Regions from separate parts of the Homo sapiens genome. Here region 1 is linked to region 2. A link is a contact called in ENCODE POLR2A ChIA-PET data. All regions are on one chromosome and are shown on one strand. Each heading gives the region's core, a stretch centred on a gene start or an enhancer-like site at or near the end of the contact. The rest is flanking DNA. Distances are from core to core; before and after follow the strand shown. Region 1 overlaps MORF4L1 (mortality factor 4 like 1). Region 2 has its middle 89 kb from the start of LINGO1.

Region 1 (2,700 bases), core at 200-2,699, 1.3 Mb before region 2:
GTGCTATCTTTGAAGGACAAGGCATCATTAATAAAATGTAAAACCTCCCATAGTAAAAATTACAAGTCTTTTCATTACAATCACCAAATAGGAGACTTGGGTAAATTTTTAGACAGGGTTATTTGTGAGGCCCAAGGAGAAAAGTCCCATCACTGAAAAACAGCTCCACTGGATGGACATTCTAGAATGTGTTCAATCTATACCCACTGTCCATTCCTAGAACAAGATCAATAACATCGGTACTTTACATACACACACACACACACAAAAAGGCCGGGCAGTGGCTCACACCTGTAATCCCAGCACTTTGGGAGGCCGAGGCGGGTGGATCACCTGAGGTCAAGAGTTCAAGACAGCCTGGCCAATGTGGTGAAACTCCGTCTCTACTAAAAATACAAAAAATTAGCTGGGCATGGTGACAGGTGCCTGTAATCCCAGCTACTCAGGAGGCTGAGGCAGGAGAATCACCTGAACCCCTGAGGCGGAGGTTGCAGTGAGCCGAGCTCACACCATTGCACACTCCAGCCTGGGCAACGAAAGCAAAACTCCATCTCTCAAAAAAAAAAAAAAAAAAAGGCTTAACTCTTAGGGGTGAGAAATTAAGACTCTATAATTGAATGTTTCTGTGTTAAACCATGCTAAAAAGTGAGTCACATGAAGTCATTTTCGGTCAACACTAAATAATGTTTCCAAAGTTCAGAATATGGACTGGTAAATTCTGTCTTTATTTCCCAATCAAGCAACCTTTATCCTTTCCCCTTTTCTAGACAGAAAACCCAACTAGTTTTTTTTAGCACAGCTGCTTGAAATAACATATATAATCAACATGTTTGTGGTAAGGCCAAATAATTCAGGCCATCCTAAAAATGTACCAAAACCAGGAAAAAAAAAAAAACAGAAAAATGTGATTGCCACATTCAACCAGAATAATTGATTGACTATATGACTAATAGATATTACACTAGAACATAACAAATATTCCCAAGATCCAAGTATATTTAAATTAAAATGGCTCAGTACCCTAATTTCTAATAGTTTTGTCATACTACAAATGATTCACCTTTGCTTCAATATGTACTATATTACATTAAAACTGCAGAATTGAAAAGCATATGCTTGCTAAGCCAGTCAGTGACACAAGCTATCTTGTTAATTACAAATAGAATTGTAAGATCTAATACTCACTTTTTATTCCAACCACTGTAATGTATGAAGTATTTCACTTGTTTGTCCTTTATGGCAACCTTTACACACTGAAATTCAAAAAAAAAATAATAATTCACTTAGAAATTTTTTAAAGACACTACCTTTTCAAATCATCCTTCAAAGACACTCTACACAAGCTTTATGGTGGCCTAAACAGAATGACTAAGAACACTAAGCTTGTAGAATACTCAAGTTACAAAACTGAAGATTAGTCACAAAAGGTCCAACAAAGCTGAGAACCACAAGCATAAAAGGTCACCTTAAATCTTTAATCAATGGATTACAAAAGCTATCCAAGGACAGCTAATGAAAGCTATGCTTGTGTCTTCTCAGTCTAATCAGCCAGGAGCTATATTTATTTCAAAAGCAAATTCCTCTAAAGCAAAGTCTTTAAACTATATTATAAAAAAACTTCATTAGCTTATGAAAGGCAGTAAATGGACCTGTTTCTGAAAAGTTAGTTTAAACAACTTGTAAAGCAATGAATTAAAAATATTTCACTTTTCTTAAAAGCAGCCAGACAAAAGGAATTACTAGAGGCAAGTCATTAACTATGACAAGTGATGACTATCTGGTTTTGGATTTAAAAGTCTTTAAGAGAAAACCAAAATAACCACAACAGTTTAATTTGTTTCAATAGCTTCAATTCGAAAATTGTTCACCAGAGTGTCAGGTGCCAGGAGAAAAATCAGCCAGTTTAGTAGAGTTTGCCAAACGTTGATACAACAATAACAACATTCAGGGATAAAAACGATTAACAGGACATAATTTTTTTTTTTTTTTTTGGTAGAGACAGTCTTGCTATCTTGCCCAGACTGATCTCAAACTCCTGACCTCAAGTGATCCTCCTGCTTTGGCTCCCCAAAGCCCTGGGATTACAGGCTTGTACGTCACAGCCCCTGGCCATGAGTCGTAATTTAGCACTTACAAACATTATATCATTAAGATGTATGTACGTATACATATACTTAGAAATTCCTGACCATCTCCATACATCCAAATTCAGTCATTTTAGGATTTCTTTTTTAAGAGACAGTCTCCCAAGGGGCAATGGCTCACACCTCTAATCCCAACACTTTGGGAGGCCGAGGCAGGTGGATCACGAGGTCAGGAGTTCAAGACCAGCCTGGTCAACATGGTGAAACCCCGTCTCTACTAAAACTACAAAAATTAGCCAGGTGTGGTGGCTGGTGCCTGTAATCCCAGCTACTCGGGAGGCTGAGGCAGGAGAATTGCTTCAACCCGGGAGGGGGACGTCACAGTGAGCCAAGATCGCACCACTGCACTCCAGCCTGGGCGACAGAGCAATACTGTCTTGGGGGGCGGGGCGGGGCGGGGAGCATAAAAATAAAGAGAGAGAGAGTCTCGCTTGGTTGCCCAAACTGGCCTTGAACTCCTGGGCTCAAGCAATCCTCTAGCCTCAGCCTTCTGAGTAGCTGAAACTACATGCATGTGCCACCGCGTTTGGCTCTTTAGAACTTTAAAAATACACTT
Region 2 (2,971 bases), core at 448-2,947:
TTTAAAAAATAACCGGGCATGGTGGTGCACATCTGTGGTCCTAGCTACTGGGGAGGCTGAGGTGGGAGGATCACTTAAGCCCAGCAGTTCAAGGCTGCAGTGAGCTGTGATCCTGTCACCGTACTCCAGCCTGGGTAACAGAGGGAGACTCTGTCTCTGGAAAAATTAAAAAAAGAAGTGAGACTGGGACAGATCTGGCCATGGCAGAGGAGAGCCAGGGTCAAGGGAAGGTTTTATTTGGAATAAGAAGGAGCAGACCCACTCAGTCCTATATCCTTGGCCCAAGCCTGTCCTGCTCACTCTCACTACCCTACCCTTCTGGCTCTGGCTCCCAGAGATGCTACTTGCTCTTGAAAATTCTGGCTGGGGGAGGTGGGAGGGAGTGATATAGACAGACTGTCAGATTCAGAGTAGGGAGGCCCAGATACAGGGCATGGTCACCTAGATGTCAGCTGCAGATCCAGGGCAGGGGTGCTGGTATCCTGGGCCCTGCTCCCCCTCTCATTCCCCACCTTCATCGAGCTGGGGCCTTTCTTCATGGAGCTCTAAGAAGGAGAGGAGAGGCAGGAGGGAGCTGGAGGTGGGGTAGAGCACCAGGAGGCTCCGTAGGCATCTGGAGAAGTGAGGAGGGACAGAGAGGAAATATTAACTCAGTCAGGGAGCCGTCAAGGTCCAGAGTTGGGAGTCTGTGATAGTTCAGGTCCTAGGCCTGCCCCCACCTCGTCAAGTGATGCTAGGCTCTGTCCTATCATATCCGAGCCTCCGAGCCCAATCTGTGACCAGACAAGGCTAAACAAGCTGACCCCACTGGCCTTCCTGCCACGTCTTCCTGAGAGGTGAGAAGCAAGGGTCAGTCTGTGCTGCTCTGGATGGGAGTGGAGCTGGGAGCCAGGGCAGGGCAGGGCAGGGGATGACAGGCACCACTGCGCCATGTTCCAGCCCTTCTATCTGTGTGGAGGACACGGCTGTGAAATGTAAGTAAAACCCAAGTCTAATTTCCTCGGTCAGAAGGAGGAGGCACTGCAGCATTTTCAAACCCTAATTAAACCCGCTCGGGCGGTGTAACACCAAAATCAGTTCCAAGATCAATATTGCTATTCATTTAGAAGTGTAACGAGGTTAGAGAGGTGAGCAAAGGAAATAATTAACTCATTTGCAGCCTTTTTAAACAGAAACAGTCGTTTTAATCTCCAGGGTAATTAGCTATGCTCTGTCCATCAATCATGACCTCAGCCATTATTTTAAGTATTTGATTAATCAAGGAGGAAAGGGGTTAAGCCACCCCTCCAAGCCCCCAACATTGGCCCACGTATTGGGGATGACCCCTGGGCAGGCACTAGAAACACTTCTCCGGGCGGGGGGCAGTCTAGGCCAGCATTGAGAGTGGCCAGCAGGGAAGGGCTACAGCACAGAGGGTGTCCCAGGTGAGACACGTGGGCAGGTGGGGAACAGCTCCCTCTCCTGGCTGGTCTCCTGCGAGAGGACAAGCCCTCCCTGGGCATGGAAGTGCTGGGGCCCTGGAGCCCCAGGTCCTGGTCCATGTACCGCGCCTGGCTTGCTGAGTGACCTCAACAAGTCCCTGCTACCATTTCTGTCCGTCCTAGGTGGAGACGGAAGCCCATGGAATTAATCCGGAGCTCACGGGTTCTAAGTGCCCAGGGGCCTCCGGCCACTGGAGGGCAGCAGAGCCCCAGGGACCCCTGAGCCCGTGGGCTGGGCTTGCCAGAAGCGGGCGGCGGCTGCGCGGGAGCTGCTGCCTTGGGAAGCCTGGGTTCTGGCGGATCCGATGGGAAAGTCCGGTCTGGCTGCCATCTCCAAGGCCTCACGGCAGCCGGAGGGGTGGGTAGCCCCGATAAGTGTCCTCATTTGGCAGACGAGAACCAAAGCTTCGGGGAGTGCCAGGACCTCCCCGTCCGGGCCCCCACACCCCAGTTCCTGAGGCTCATTCCTGAAACCTGGAGGGGACGCCCCCGGAGATGAGGAGGGCAGAGCTGCCCGGACTGGCCTCTGTCTTGTTCTGACAGCCCGGGCGTGGCCACCCTTCTCAGCCAAAAGGGGATCCTGGGGGAAGCCAAGGCCCAGACATGGGGCCTCAGATGGGGGAAACTGAGGCCCAGAGAGAGGCAGGGCTGTGCTGATGTTCTCATTAGTATTTGTTAGCAAATGTGGGGCACAGAGTCACTGCCTCAAGGTCCTTATGATGCACTCGGGAAAACCGTGTGCAGATGGTGACCAGGCCGTGGGTGAGAGAGCTCTAGGAGGCAAGCCCGGGGTGGGGAGCCCCGCGGGGCAGTGGGCACAGCCCAGGCAGTCCAGGGAAGCCTCCTGAAGGAGGGGGCCTCTGAGCTGACTCAGAATGAAAGGTGGAGAAGTGTATTCCTGACAGGGAGGAACTGGTGCAGGGCACGAAGGAGTGGGAGTCGGTTGAATGAGTCGTGAATTGGGCATGGCTGGCCCACAGGCCCTGCAGGAGAGCAGGAAGGTGACAGGAGCCTAGGATATGGAGGGGGATCCAGGAGTGTGAGCGGAGGCTCTGGAAGGGATGCGTGAGGGCGGCTAGGGTTCATGTGGCCTGCCCTGCTGAGCCCGTTTCTGTCCACTCTAAACAGCTGTGCTGGGCGTTGGACCTGCCCTATGGTGCTTGATGTCGCTGGACCCGGGACCACCTCTTAGTGCTGTCCTCCTCTCTAGAGCCCAGATGAAAAATGACGAGTCCTTGGGAGGGCAGGGGTTGGGGAGCAAGTGTTCCTAAAGGTTCTGGGAATTCAGGGGTTGGGGAAAAGGAGACAGCCAGGATAGACATAGGCCGAGCCCACATCGACCTTCCTTCCAAGACAGCCCCTCACTGCCCTGTGCCATGCCAGTGCCAGCACCATCATCACTGGAAAGGCCTCTCCTTGCATGCCTTTGGCTTTGGGGAGCTCACCACCTCAAACAGCTCTAATGGGGAGAAATTTTCTTCAGCTGCTGT

What was found. ChIA-PET counts read pairs that join two places held with the same protein, here RNA polymerase II (POLR2A).
Region 1: POLR2A ChIA-PET joins it to region 2 with 10 read pairs in activated CD4-positive, alpha-beta T cell. The contact joins two enhancer-like sites. POLR2A ChIA-PET finds 5 or more read pairs at or near these places in 2 of 52 experiments (WTC11 and activated CD4-positive, alpha-beta T cell).

The regions. Positions count from the first base shown.
Region 1 is chr15:78,879,065-78,881,764 of GRCh38, reverse strand. It overlaps MORF4L1 (mortality factor 4 like 1), which reads right to left. Exons shown (of 12, transcript NM_006791.4): 3 at 1,186-1,253. Among named protein-coding and RNA genes, the nearest start is that of MORF4L1, 7.5 kb to the right of the region's middle. Within about 2 kb of position 1,449, at least 2 of the 41 ENCODE cell types and tissues checked have a DNase peak (open chromatin) inside an H3K27ac peak, as active enhancers do.
Region 2 is chr15:77,542,222-77,545,192 of GRCh38, reverse strand. No RefSeq gene overlaps it. Among named protein-coding and RNA genes, the nearest start is that of LINGO1, 89 kb to the left of the region's middle. RefSeq lists a silencer at 1,293-1,507. Within about 2 kb of position 1,697, at least 21 of the 41 ENCODE cell types and tissues checked have a DNase peak (open chromatin) inside an H3K27ac peak, as active enhancers do.